Linked DNA regions of Homo sapiens: region 1 is linked to region 2. Evidence: chromatin contacts called from ENCODE Hi-C or POLR2A ChIA-PET data. All regions are on one chromosome and are shown on one strand. The core of a region is the stretch at or near the end of the contact, and the rest is flanking DNA. Distances in the headings are between cores, read along the strand shown. Region 1 holds the start of SELENOH (selenoprotein H). Region 2 overlaps SLC43A1 (solute carrier family 43 member 1).

Region 1 (6,535 bases), core at 4,036-6,535, 240 kb after region 2:
CTGTCTCACTTGCTCACTTGGTGGTTACATTCTACAACAGGGTTATCTAATCTTTTGGCTTCCCTGGGCCACATTGGAAGAATTGTCTTGGGGCACACATAAAATACACTAACACCTAATGATAGCTGATGAGCTAAAAAAAAAAAAAAATCAAAAATGTCTCATAATGTTTTAAGAAAGTCTATGAATTTGTGTTGGACCCCATTCAAAGCCATCCTGGGCTGCATGTGAGCCACAGGTTGGACAAGAAGGTTGTTCTAGAAGGTGAGAAAACTGTAAGACGAGTATTGAAAAGGGCTTTTTGAGAGCTCTGAAAGCCCCTTTCAGCTCTCAAATTATATCAAAAGTACATGGATTATCACGATGCATATTGGGTGGGGAGGAATGATTAAGTAATGGGGGCCGGGCTCGGTGGCTCACACCTGTAATCCCAGCACTTTAGGAGGCCGAGGCGGGCGGATCATCTGAGCTGAGGAGTTCCATACCAGCCCGGGCAACATGGGGAGACCCGGTCTCTACAAAAAATACAAAAATTAGCCAGGTACAGTAGTGTGCGCCTGTAGTCCCAGCTACTTGGGAGGTTGAGTCAGGAGAAACACAAGCCCAGGTGGCAGAGGTTTCAGTGAGCTGAGATCACACCATTGCACTCTAGCCTGGGCGATGGAGCAAGACTGTCTCAAAAAAAAAAAAAAAATTAAACATGTGGAATAGCTAGATATTATATTAATGGGCTATTATCAAGAAAACTTACCTGGAAAAGTTTTATTCTACCAGCGTCACATTGAGTTGATATTAATAATCTTACGATTTTATACCATATCATGCTTTATACAACTCTTTTTAATCTGTTATCTCATTTAATCCCCCAGTAGCATTTTGAAATAGATACTGTTCAGTTGAGGAAACCAAAGCTAAGGGATTAAGTGCTTTGTTGAAAAGCACCGCAGGCCTGGCGCGGTGGCTCGTGCCTGTAATCTCAGCACTTTGGTGGATCACCTGAGGTCAGGAGTTTGAGACCAGCCTGGCCAACATGGTGAAACCCTGTCTCTACTAAAAATAAAAAAATTAGCCGGGTGTGGTGGCGCATGTCTGCAATCCCAGCTACCTGGGAGGCGGAGGTTGCAGTGAGCCGAGATCGCGCCATTGCACTCTAGCCTGGGCAACAAGAGTGAAACTCTGTCTCAAAAAGAAAAGCACCAGCAAGTTTGTGGCAGGAGTAGAACCTGAATCCAGGTCTTCTGACTGATGTTTATCCCCGTACACCTTACCTAACTGCAGTTCTTTATTGTTCCCATTCCCAGTTTGGATCGCTATTGGTTTTTATTACATATTTAGTTCCCTTTCCCACCTAAGTTAGCTCTAGTCACTGCATTCCTGTTATAATACTTCGATTCTGTTCCAGAGAGAAGTGGAGATCCTGATGTTTCTCAGTGCCATTGTGATGATGAAGAACCGCAGATCCAGTAAGTTTAGTTCACTTCTCAGACTCAAGGTTAGATCTAATGCCCTTTGGAGGTGCTTTGCTTCATGTTAAGAGAGTGGCAATCATTTGGTAAATTTGTCCTACGTTTAATTCCAAGGCTGAATTTGAACTTGGACTTCTATCCCCTCCCTGTCTCCTATTTCAAAGTGCCCCATGAAGAGGGACAAAGAATGGGATATAGGAGTGCACAGCCCAGCCTGACCTGTGACATCTCTGTGTTTCAGTCACTGTGGAGCAACATATAGGCAACATTTTCATGTTTAGTAAAGTGGCCAACACAATTCTTTTCTTCCGCTTGGATATTCGCATGGGCCTACTTTACATCACACTCTGCATAGGTGAGGAGACTGCCTTTCTTTCTTTTTTTTTTTTTGTAAGACTGTGTTGATAGACTTGATTGTGGAAACCACAGTCCCAACAGTTGCAATCCCAAACATGTTTCTCCATACCCTTCTTCCATATCTCATACCTAATGAATTATATATGTAGCTCAGATGATAACAGTTTACAGAGACTGTTATTGTAGAGGTAGGGAATGTGTTGGTGGTCTACATATATCCACAAGTGTGTATTATTTGGGGGCTGAAATCCTTGGGTTGGTTTGGAAGTAAATTCCCTGTGTAAGGCTTTTTATGTTTCCTTCGACATCTTCTTTCTGTATTTAGTGTTCCTGATGACGTGCAAACCCCCCCTATATATGGGCCCTGAGTATATCAAGTACTTCAATGATAAAACCATTGATGTGAGTGCTCTTTCCCCTTTCTGTTTCTTGGGTCCCTTGTGGGTGATTTTGTAGTTGTGCTCTCCATTCACTAGGAGGAACAACAGTGCTTCAAAATGGATGTCACGGGCACTGTGGTTCATTATGAGAGCCGGGGGAGAGGGAACACCAGGATGAGGAATTAGATGCTAAAGTCTGAACCTTCCCAGGAGGCTATGTGGATCCAGCTGACTTTTCTTCCCTGTATTTGGCAGGAGGAACTAGAACGGGACAAGAGGGTCACTTGGATTGTGGAGTTCTTTGCCAATTGGTCTAATGACTGCCAATCATTTGCCCCTATCTATGCTGACCTCTCCCTTAAGTGAGTAGTGCAAAGGGAGGGATGGTGGAAATGGAGATGCTGTGCCTTCCCTCTCACTGTTTTTGGCTTTTCTTTTTCTTTTGGCCTTGATTTTCACACATGGTAACCAAAGGCATCTCCCTCTCCCCTCTTAAATATCTATACTTCCACTTTCCTTGATCCATTATTTTTTTTCAGCATATTAAATAATATATTCTTTTCAGATACAACTGTACAGGGCTAAATTTTGGGAAGGTGGATGTTGGACGCTATACTGATGTTAGTACGCGGTATGTAAAGACCTGGGCAGAGGGTCTGAGCAGGGAAATCACTTTGAGTGATACATACAGGGACATTTAGAGAACTTTCTGGGCCCTGCAGGTACAAAGTGAGCACATCACCCCTCACCAAGCAACTCCCTACCCTGATCCTGTTCCAAGGTGGCAAGGAGGCAATGCGGCGGCCACAGATTGACAAGAAAGGACGGGCTGTCTCATGGACCTTCTCTGAGGTACCTGAAAGGAAGGGCAGGTGCATGAAGGGTGCAGAACAGTAGGTGGGCTTTCAAGCCCTACCCGGGTTTGATTCACAGCTCTGCCACTTGCCCATTAGCTTTGAGGGTGTGGACTAGTTACTAGACCTCATGTTTTAATTCATTTAGCAAATATATATTATGTGCAGACCTGCTAGTACTGGGTAACAATCATTAGTTAAGATTTGGTCTCAGGCCAGGCACGGTGGCTCACGCCTGTAATCCCAGCACTTTGGGAGGCCGAGGCTGGCAGATCACCTGAGGTCAGGAGTTTGAGACCAGCCTGACCAACATGGAGAAACCCCGTGTCTACTAAAAATACAAAAATAGCCGAGTGTGGTGGCGCATGCCTATAATGCCAGCTATTTGGGAGGCTGAGGCAGGAGAATCGCTTGAACCCGGGAGGTGGAGGTTGCAGTGAGCTGAGATTGCACCATTGCGGTCCAGCCTGGGCAACAAGAGACTCCATCAGGAAAAAAAAAAAAAGATTCTGTCTCGAAGGCCACTGCACCTATTGTCTGTAGGTGTTAGGTTCCCTGTCAGTTAATTGGAGGTAATAACCCCTGGCTTACAGGGTTGTTTTGCAGATTACATTAAATAATTTAGGTATAATTCTTGGCACGGTGATTGGCACATAATGGGTATTTAACTATTAGTTGACTTTTCTGGGTACCTAAAAAAGAGGAAGGTTAGGGAAGATTTTTGTCCTTTGCTTACTCCTTCCTTTCCCAGACTTTGTGTAAAATACCTCTTACTTCCCAGGCTCTTTACTCTCCCTTCCAACCCAGATCCTGACGTGTGCATCTCTTTTGTGCAGGAGAATGTGATCCGAGAATTTAACTTAAATGAGCTATACCAGCGGGCCAAGAAACTATCAAAGGCTGGAGACAATATCCCTGAGGAGCAGCCTGTGGCTTCAACCCCCACCACAGTGTCAGATGGGGAAAACAAGAAGGATAAATAAGATCCTCACTTTGGCAGTGCTTCCTCTCCTGTCAATTCCAGGCTCTTTCCATAACCACAAGCCTGAGGCTGCAGCCTTTTATTTATGTTTTCCCTTTGGCTGTGACTGGGTGGGGCAGCATGCAGCTTCTGATTTTAAAGAGGCATCTAGGGAATTGTCAGGCACCCTACAGGAAGGCCTGCCATGCTGTGGCCAACTGTTTCACTGGAGCAAGAAAGAGATCTCATAGGACGGAGGGGGAAATGGTTTCCCTCCAAGCTTGGGTCAGTGTGTTAACTGCTTATCAGCTATTCAGACATCTCCATGGTTTCTCCATGAAACTCTGTGGTTTCATCATTCCTTCTTAGTTGACCTGCACAGCTTGGTTAGACCTAGATTTAACCCTAAGGTAAGATGCTGGGGTATAGAACGCTAAGAATTTTCCCCCAAGGACTCTTGCTTCCTTAAGCCCTTCTGGCTTCGTTTATGGTCTTCATTAAAAGTATAAGCCTAACTTTGTCGCTAGTCCTAAGGAGAAACCTTTAACCACAAAGTTTTTATCATTGAAGACAATATTGAACAACCCCCTATTTTGTGGGGATTGAGAAGGGGTGAATAGAGGCTTGAGACTTTCCTTTGTGTGGTAGGACTTGGAGGAGAAATCCCCTGGACTTTCACTAACCCTCTGACATACTCCCCACACCCAGTTGATGGCTTTCCGTAATAAAAAGATTGGGATTTCCTTTTGATTGCGCGTTTGTGTGTTTCTGTATTAGAAAAGCCTGACAACTGCAGAGGAATTGCCCATCTTAAGGGCAAAGGCCATCCTATTTGGTTTCACCAAATGCCGGGCATTGATCCCCAGGACTGGCAAGAGTTGGAGAAGTCTAGTTTCCATAAATCTAGAATAGCGGCCACATGTTGTTAGGTGGTGGGTTTACTCTGGGATTGGCCTGCGGTTGCCAGGGAGGAGAGTTTGGCGGCAGATGGTGGCACACAACATTTAGCGCCATGCAAAGGTACAGAAAAGATTGCGCGAAGCGAGGCTAGCAGTCGGACCTAGTCTCCGCCCCTTCCTGCTGTGTTCACCATCCCAGCGTCCCCTGTCCCCTCCACCCGAAGCGATGGGTGGTTCCGTCAGGCGCTTCCCGCACCTTCCCGCTCCCTGCTTGCAAAGTGGTTGTGCCCCAAGGTCCGCCTCCAGGCCACGTGGGTGCTGCGGGCCAAGCTTTCCCTTCCTTTGAGAGAGGTTTCCGCTGTAGGAGCAGAGCTTCCGGGCTGCGCTCTTCGTTGCCCAGTTTCCGCTCAGTGGTCGCGTCTCCGCCCCCCACCCACCAGTCCCGCTGCATTCTCGGCCGGGCTCTAGGCGCCATGGCTCCCCGCGGGAGGAAGCGTAAGGCTGAGGCCGCGGTGGTCGCCGTAGCCGAGAAGCGAGAGAAGCTGGCGAACGGCGGGGAGGGAATGGAGGAGGCGACCGTTGTTATCGAGCATTGGTGAGGGGCCTGGAGAGTAACGGGAGAGAGGGAACAGTGGCGCCGGGGGGGGCCAGGGGCCCCGGTTTCTAACCTCTCCGTCTCTCCCTAGCACTAGCTGACGCGTCTATGGGCGCAACGCCGCGGCCCTGAGCCAGGCGCTGCGCCTGGAGGCCCCAGAGCTTCCAGTAAAGGTGAACCCGACGAAGCCCCGGAGGGGCAGCTTCGAGGTGACGCTGCTGCGCCCGGACGGCAGCAGTAAGTGGGGACCTGGATGTGGGGGAGAGGGACGTGGGTGAAAGGGACGTGGGTTCCGAAGACAGGAAGCGCTATTCTTAGAAACCACGGCAGTCTCATGACTTCAGAGACGTGCTCGTGGGTTCCGAAGTATTGTAACTTCGCTTCATTCTGGCCTTTCAGGTGCGGAGCTCTGGACTGGGATTAAGAAGGGGCCCCCACGCAAACTCAAATTCCCTGAGCCTCAAGAGGTGGTGGAAGAGTTGAAGAAGTACCTGTCGTAGGGAGATTTGGGTAGAAGCCCTCATGCTGAGGTTTGAAATGGGAAGTGGGGGGCGCGACCGCTGTTGAGGAAGAGAAGGCATTGATCTTGGTGTGGCTACAAGTACCCACCTGGCGTGGGTAGCTCACGCCTGCAATCCCAGCACTCTGGGAGGTCGAGGCAGGAGTGGATGGCCAACACAGGGAGACCCTATTTGAAAACAAAAAACAAAAAAAAGACACAATATTGTTTTCTGTCTAGTGTGCCCTAAGTGGAATTTATGTCCTTTGGGAGACTGTAGTTGACTTGCCCTGGGGGTATGGACAAGTTTTCCATTTGGAAGTTTATTTCATGTTACTTCATTTATGCTTATCCCTACCCTCTTCTGTTTGGTTCTTGGGTGTTCTGTTACTGTCCTGTGTTAACACTGCATTACAATACCATTAAATTTGGTTACAAGGATTTTGACCTTGTCTTTGTCCCTAGTGCTTCATACAGTGCTTTGGCATGTTGTTCTGCACTTATTATGTTGAGTGAGATTTGGA
Region 2 (6,522 bases), core at 3,569-6,068:
GAGTGCAATGGCACGATCTCGGCTCACCGCAACCTCAGCCTCTAGGGTTCAAGTGATTCTCCTGCCTCAGCCTCCTGACTAGCTGGGATTACAGGCATGCACCACCACACCCAGCTAATTTTGTATTTTTAGTAGAGACGGTGTTTCTCCATGTTGGTCAGGCTGGTCTAGAACTCCCGACCTCAGGCGATCCACCCTCTTCGGCCTCCCAAAGTGCTGGGATTATAGGCATGACCCACTGCGCCTGGCCCATTACTTTTAATGGCAAAAACCACAATTACTTTTGCACCCACATAAATAGTTACCATGAGCTGAGCATGGTGGCTCACGCCTGCAATCCCAGCACTTTGGGAGGCTGAGCCAGGCGGATCACTTGAGGCCAGGAGTTCAAGACCAGCCTGGCCAACATGGTGAAACCCCGTCTCCACTAAAAAATACAAAAATTAGCTGGGTGTGGTGGCGCGTGCCTGTAATCCCAGCTATTCAGGAGGCAGAGGTTGCAGTTCACTGAAATCATGCCACTGCACTCCAGCCTGGGCGACAGAATGAGACTCTGTCTCAAAAATAAATAAATAAATAAATAAATATTTACCATGTTTTGACCACCTGTTATGTGCCAACTGTATTACTTAAAAACACCCATGGGAGGCTGGGCACAGTGGCTCACGCCTGTAATCGGACACTTTGGAAGGGCAAGGGGGGAGGATCCCTTAAGGCCAGGAGTTCAAAACCAGCCTAGGTAACACAGTAAGCCCTGTCTCTACAAAAAATAAAAAAATTAACTGGGCATGGTGGTGTGTGCCTGTAACCCCAGCTCCTCGGGAGGCAGAGGGAGAGGTTCGCTTGAGCCCAGCAGTTTTAGGTTGCAGTGAGCCAGGACCAAGACACTACACTCCAGCCTGAGTGACAGAGCAAGACACTGCCTCTAAACAAACAAACAAACAAAAGCGACCTGTGGGTAGGTAGGAACAGGCTCATAGTACAGATGAGAAAGCAGAGCTTGGAGGGCTCAAGCGATTTGCCAAGCAGAGGTCCAAGCCGAGGTCTCTCTGAATCCAAAGTTAATTCCGTCTATCATATCACCACAGCCCTCTCTGCCCCAGGGAGAGTCTCTGCCCACTCCAGCCACTCACGTGTAATTGACTTCCTCAGGGGCAGGAAAGGCTTCGATGGGCCAGTTGAGGGTGCAGTTCAGAAAGATAAGGCAGGCCAGGCCAGACCAGGTGAACATGATGACCACGAAGGCCACACCGGCATCGTAGATCAGCTGTGAGAGGAGGGGGCAGGCCCGTGGGGGAGACTGCCTGGCCCCAGACCCCACCAAGGTAGATCCCAGGCCTCAGAGGCCTTAAAGAAGTTCTCTTCTCCCCTTGTCCTTGTGCCCAATTTGCAGATGAGGAAACCAAGACCAGAAGTTTAGAGTCAGACTCAGAAGACCCATCATTCCTTTTTCTTTTTCACTTGAGGCCCCCTAGAGAGCTATGAAATAGTCTCCACAAAGCCTGAAGTTGCTGGCCACTGGCTCAAAATATCTCTGAAATTTCCATTATCTTAAAAAAATACATACATTTTTGCCTATGACTCCACAAACATTCATGTTCATGTTCGCACAAAAATGTCCATTTCATAGTACGTACAAAGGAAACTTAGTGCTCTAGGTTTACCGGGCCTAATCGTGTTTATCCTGCCCCTTCCTGGCACATTCCCCAGGGGAAAAGGCAAACCCAGACTGCTCATGCTCAGCCTTTTCTCACCTTTCCCAGGTCCTCCCACGTGCAACAACTGGGGGGGTTGGGGAGAGGGAGGTGCAAGTGCTCTGCCCAAGGGCTCTCAACCCCAGGGCAGGTAAGTTCTCAATTGAATGAGATTCTGTGCAAATGTGTCAGCCCTTCTTATGGAAGAAGCTGATGCACCATCTGTCCTCTTGTCCTCCCCATACCATCTGACCAGGATAATTAATGTCTGCTCTCCCCTCAGGCTCCTGCTCAAACCTTTTTCTCTGCAGTCTTGGACCTTGGTGCCTTTTCCTCCCTAGGGGCAGGACAGAGCTTCAAAGGGCCACACCCCCAAATGTGTGGAGGTAAGATCTGGCTCTTCAAACACTACTTCAGTTGAAAAGAAGGGAGAACTGCCCACCCTCCATGCCTGCCCACCAGAACAACTGATGGCCCCCCCACCCATGCGCTCTCTCAAACTCCTTTGGAGACACTGAGCAAAAGTACCTTCTTTAGTACTCTTTGTAAAGTGCAAAACGGTATGCAGTTTGGTACTGCCCACCGTGGAGGTTGAGGAGCATGGCATGGCTCAGTCAAAGGGTCCTTTGATATTTGACAGAGGAAATTGAGGCCCCCATCTTGCACTGAGCTAAAACTTTGGTCCCCTGGCTTCGAGGTACACCAGGTTGACCTGTCCAGGATCCAGCCTGGCATAAACTCACTTTGTGACCTTGGACCAAACCACCCATCCTCTCTGGAAGGTGTGGAAAAATGTGGCCCCAAAGGCTGAATAAAGCCAGAGAGTCAGGGACCTTGAACGCATGTGAAGGGGCTGGACTTGATTCTGTAGGTGAAGCTAAACCACTGAAGGTTTTTCAGCAGTGTGTGAGCCAGTTCCCCATCTGAGATCTTTCTGGAAGTCACGTGAGTGACAGAGTACAGAGAAAAAGAATCAGAGGCAGGGAGACCAGCTGAGAAAGCTTGCTGTGGCCCAGGAGAGAGGGGGAAGGCCTGCATTGGGATGATGACAGAGAAAGGAGAGCGGAGAAGTCAGACCCGTGGGTCAGCACTAGCTGCTGCTCACTCGGCCCCACCCGGTTCTTGTGTCAAGACAAAAAGAAAACCCAGGTGGCCTCATACCTTGATTCCTGGGAACGTAATGGCAGAAGAGGCGTAAGAGCCAATCATGAGGGCCATTAACGTGGAGCGCAGGTTCCCAAACATGTTGGGCAGCTGAGGAGGGAAAGCAGCACCCATGAGGTGGGGACACCGTGACCCTTGCCCAGCATTCCCAGCCCTGCTCCATACAATAGCCCCAGGAGACGCAGCAGAAAAGCCCCAAGGTAAAACAAACAGAAAAATCAATGTGGGAAACTGTACTCTGCCCCCTGCCTACACAGTCACAGTGCCCTTTAGCTTCAAAAAGGCTCCCAGACACCCCTCAGAGAGACATTTTGTTAATTTTGTTTAATTCCAGGTTTCCCAAGTTTGTTACGTAACACCTCTGAAAAACACATGGAATAGGTGCTTAAGAAACACTGATCTTGGCTGGGCGCAGTGGCTCATGCCTGTAATCCCAGCACTTTGGGAAGCCGAAGCTGGTGGGAAGCTTGAGGTCAGGAGTTCAAGACCAGCCTGGACAACATGGTGAAACCCCATCTCCACCAAAAATACAAAAATTAGCTAGGCATGGTGGCATGCGCCTGTAATCCCACCTACTCCAGAGGCTGAGGCAGGAGAATCGCTTGAACCTGGGAGGTGGAGGTTGCAGTGAGCCGAGATCGCACCACTGCACTTTAGCCTGGGTGACAGAGCGAGACTATGTCCCCACCCCCCAAAAAAAAAGAAAAGAAAAGAAAGAAACAGTGATCTTGTCCAACCCATTTGAGATGAGACAATTGAGACCCAGGGAGGAAAAGTGTACTCAAGTTCACAGAGCACATTAATGGCTTTCTCCCCATTGTCGTTGTCCCAGCCCTAACCCAAGGCTGTGACCATGGCTGTGTCCCGGTAATAGGCAGTGCCTCTTAACCCTCTCGGTTGACGTCCCAGCCCAGTTTCTGCCTAATCAGGACAAATCACATCCTGGGAGGTGAGGGTGGAAATAAGGGAGGGAACTGAGCCAGGGCAGACAGTCTCCAGAGGAGGTGGCTCTGACGCAGAGCAGGGTCAGAACCCACACCAGGAGAGAATTTAATTGATCATGTGTTCCACTCACCTGCCTCAGCCAAGCCCTCAGGGCAGGGGAAGGCAAAGTCAGGATGCCCTTCGCACACACCCTCCTCTGGCCCCACCATCCTCCCCAAGTCACTAGATCCCACAGCTGAGAAGGACCTTAGGATCCGTACAAAGCCTAAACACACTCCACAGAGGGGGAAACTGAGACTCTGAAGGGAGGCCTCAACAGCTCTGGTAAAAAAGGCGTTTAGGCCGGGCGCAGTGGCTCACACCTGTAATCCCAGCACTTTGGGAGGCCGAGGCGGGTGGATTGCCTGAGCTCAGGAGTTCGCGACCAGCCTGAGCAACACGGTGAAACCCCGTCTCCACTAAAATACGAAAAAATTAGCCGGGCGTGGAGGCGTGCACCTGTAGTCCCAGCTACTCGGGAGGCTGAGGCAGGAGAATTGCTTGAACCTAGGAGGCAGAGGTTGCAGTGAGCCGAGATCGCGCCACTGCACTCCAGCCTGGGCGACACTGCGAGACTCCGTCTCAACAAAAAAAAAAAAAATGGTGTTTAAACACATATAACTAAATTATCCTTCCCCCTTCCCCTGAAGTGGCTGGCTCAGGAAAAACCTCTACCCACTCAGGCAGAGGTTTTCCTGCACCCTGCATCCGTGAGGCACCACTGCCAAGGACGCCACGGAAGGCTGCCAGGCCTGGAGAGGGGCAGGGCCCCCTCCCCTCCAAGGGGCCACAAACGCTGTCTGCGCCCAGTACCGTGGGTAAGGCGAGGCCGGCCGGCTAACCCCGGGCTGGCGGCCTTGCAGCGTGCGTGGCAACAGCAGCTGGGCCCGCAAGACTCAGCACGGGACGTCCTCGTCCAAGTCTGGGCCAAGAGCAGCGGCCCAGGGGGCGGGGCCGGCCAGAGGGAGCGGGGAGAGGCTGAGGGGCGGTGCCAGCGCCGGACCCTGCCATTGGCTGGAGATTACAGGAGGCGGGGACATAGCAGGGAGGAGCCGCTGGACAAGCCCCACCCGGCCGCCAGGGAGGGTCTGAGGTCAAGCGCCGGAGAGAAGGGATTTAGGGCCCTGGGCCAAGTTGCACAGCAGGGAGAAGGGGCTGCGCAGAGGGGCGGGGAGAAAGGGATCCGCTTCCTTCCTTTAGAGCTGTGAAATGTCCCCGGTTGGAATTAAAGGCGGCTGCTGGGGAGAGGTGAAATTCAGCCAAAACCACCCAGTCAGGCAGCCCTTCTCAGAGATAAACAGTCCGAGCCAGCCCGGCCAGGAACCTTCCCCTCCAACCTCCCTAAGCCTTTAACACTCCTAAGCCTTTAACGCGTTTACACACTCACATAAATAAACACACTTTGAGCAACACACATACACCACTCACCACATGTAATAGGTCAAGCCATGTGCACGACGAGGTGTCGACAATTTCATATGGTTCAACCTAGTACACTCACAAACACACCTACCAACTCATGGCTTTCACAGGGACGGGGTCACACACCCACTCTCCCACGACATGGCAAGCGTGCACACGCTATCTCAAGCTGCTCCCTCCCCCTCAAGATCATGTTACCCAGTTTTATTTTCTTCCCAGCACCTATGACGACTGACATAATTTATTAGTTTACTTGTTTATTGGGTTATCTGTGCCCCTCACCCCCAAAATGTAACCTCCAGCAGGGAGGATGACTCGGTCAGTCCTGATTGTGCTGTAGTCCAGGACCTAGAACAGAGCTCCATGGACATTCATGGGCTCTGTACACACAAACACACACATTAACATACACCCCGACACACAGCCTCATCCACACACACACAGCCTCACACCTGCTCTTTGCAGCCACCTGCACAGTTTCTCACACACTCACTTGATCTAGTGATCTGCGTCCACAGGCCCCTCCCCCAGCCCATTCATACTGCCCTCACCCCACTCACTCTGCCCTCACCCCACTCGGGGGAACTCTGCTGCCAGGCCAGGCCTGTGACACTCACCGTGAGTGAAGTGAACGTTAGGCAGATGCCACCAAAGCCATTCAGGGACAGCGCCAGGAATATCAACGGAGACAGAGCTGGAAAGGGGAAAGCAGCAGATGAGGGCATTTGGGGAGCTGTGGGAAGCCAAGGGCGGGAGCTGGGGTAAACATCCGCCTTCATCCCACCTATTCTTTTCTTGTGGGGCCACAAGAGGACAGACAACTCACCTTCCACGTCCCGGGAGGCCAGGGCCATGAGGGTGCAGGACGCAGTGAAGCAGGCACTGTGGAGACACAGGGAAGGGCGAGGGGTTGGCCTGTGAGCACCCCCCCTCCCCTCCCCCTGCAGCACGGTCCCTGTCCTCCCGTTCCCCATAGCCCAGCCACCTCACCTGCCAACCAGCCGCACGGGTCGGGGGCCAAAGCGGTCCATGAGGATCCCCAGTGGCAGGGTGGTGGCGCTGAGCACGAAGGAACCAATGGTGAAGCCCAGGTTGAGCATCTCGTCCTGCTGGTCACAGCCTGGCCACCTGCGCTGCTCATCCTGGGTGGTGTTGGTGCTGCTCTCAGCTGAGGAGGGGGAAGGGAGGGCTCAGCACATGACACCAGGAACAGCTGGGCACAGGAGACAGCAGCCCACAGTCAGGCGGCCTGCTTTCA

What was found. Hi-C counts contacts between places; a loop is a spot of excess contacts on that map. ChIA-PET counts read pairs that join two places held with the same protein, here RNA polymerase II (POLR2A). Pooled maps may share reads with other maps.
Region 1: a pooled map shows a loop between it and region 2 (2.2-fold over the local background). The contact joins the promoter of SELENOH here to the enhancer-like site in region 2. A Hi-C loop is called at or near these places in 4 of 50 pooled maps. POLR2A ChIA-PET finds 5 or more read pairs at or near these places in 5 of 52 experiments (GM10248, PC-9, WTC11 and 1 more).

What each region holds. Positions count from the first base shown.
Region 1 is chr11:57,736,206-57,742,740 of GRCh38, forward strand. SELENOH (selenoprotein H) reads left to right here and starts at 5,286. Exons shown (of 4, transcript NM_170746.4): 1 at 5,286-5,512; 2 at 5,604-5,749; 3 at 5,912-6,042. The coding sequence starts at 5,391. The coding sequence ends at 6,012. TMX2 (thioredoxin related transmembrane protein 2) reads left to right here. Exons shown (of 8, transcript NM_015959.4): 2 at 1,403-1,463; 3 at 1,708-1,821; 4 at 2,149-2,225; 5 at 2,459-2,565; 6 at 2,769-2,834; 7 at 2,926-3,055; 8 at 3,894-4,768. The coding sequence ends at 4,040. It overlaps TMX2-CTNND1 (TMX2-CTNND1 readthrough (NMD candidate)), which reads left to right. Exons shown (of 21, transcript NR_037646.1): 2 at 1,403-1,463. RefSeq lists enhancers at 4,988-5,107, 5,428-5,477, 5,628-5,797.
Region 2 is chr11:57,494,898-57,501,419 of GRCh38, forward strand. SLC43A1 (solute carrier family 43 member 1) reads right to left here. Exons shown (of 15, transcript NM_003627.6): 3 at 6,255-6,432; 4 at 6,091-6,146; 5 at 5,882-5,958; 6 at 2,856-2,948; 7 at 1,134-1,267. Among named protein-coding and RNA genes, the nearest start is that of SLC43A1, 18 kb to the right of the region's middle. RefSeq lists enhancers at 5,165-5,940, 5,941-6,522. Within about 2 kb of position 4,819, at least 25 of the 41 ENCODE cell types and tissues checked have a DNase peak (open chromatin) inside an H3K27ac peak, as active enhancers do.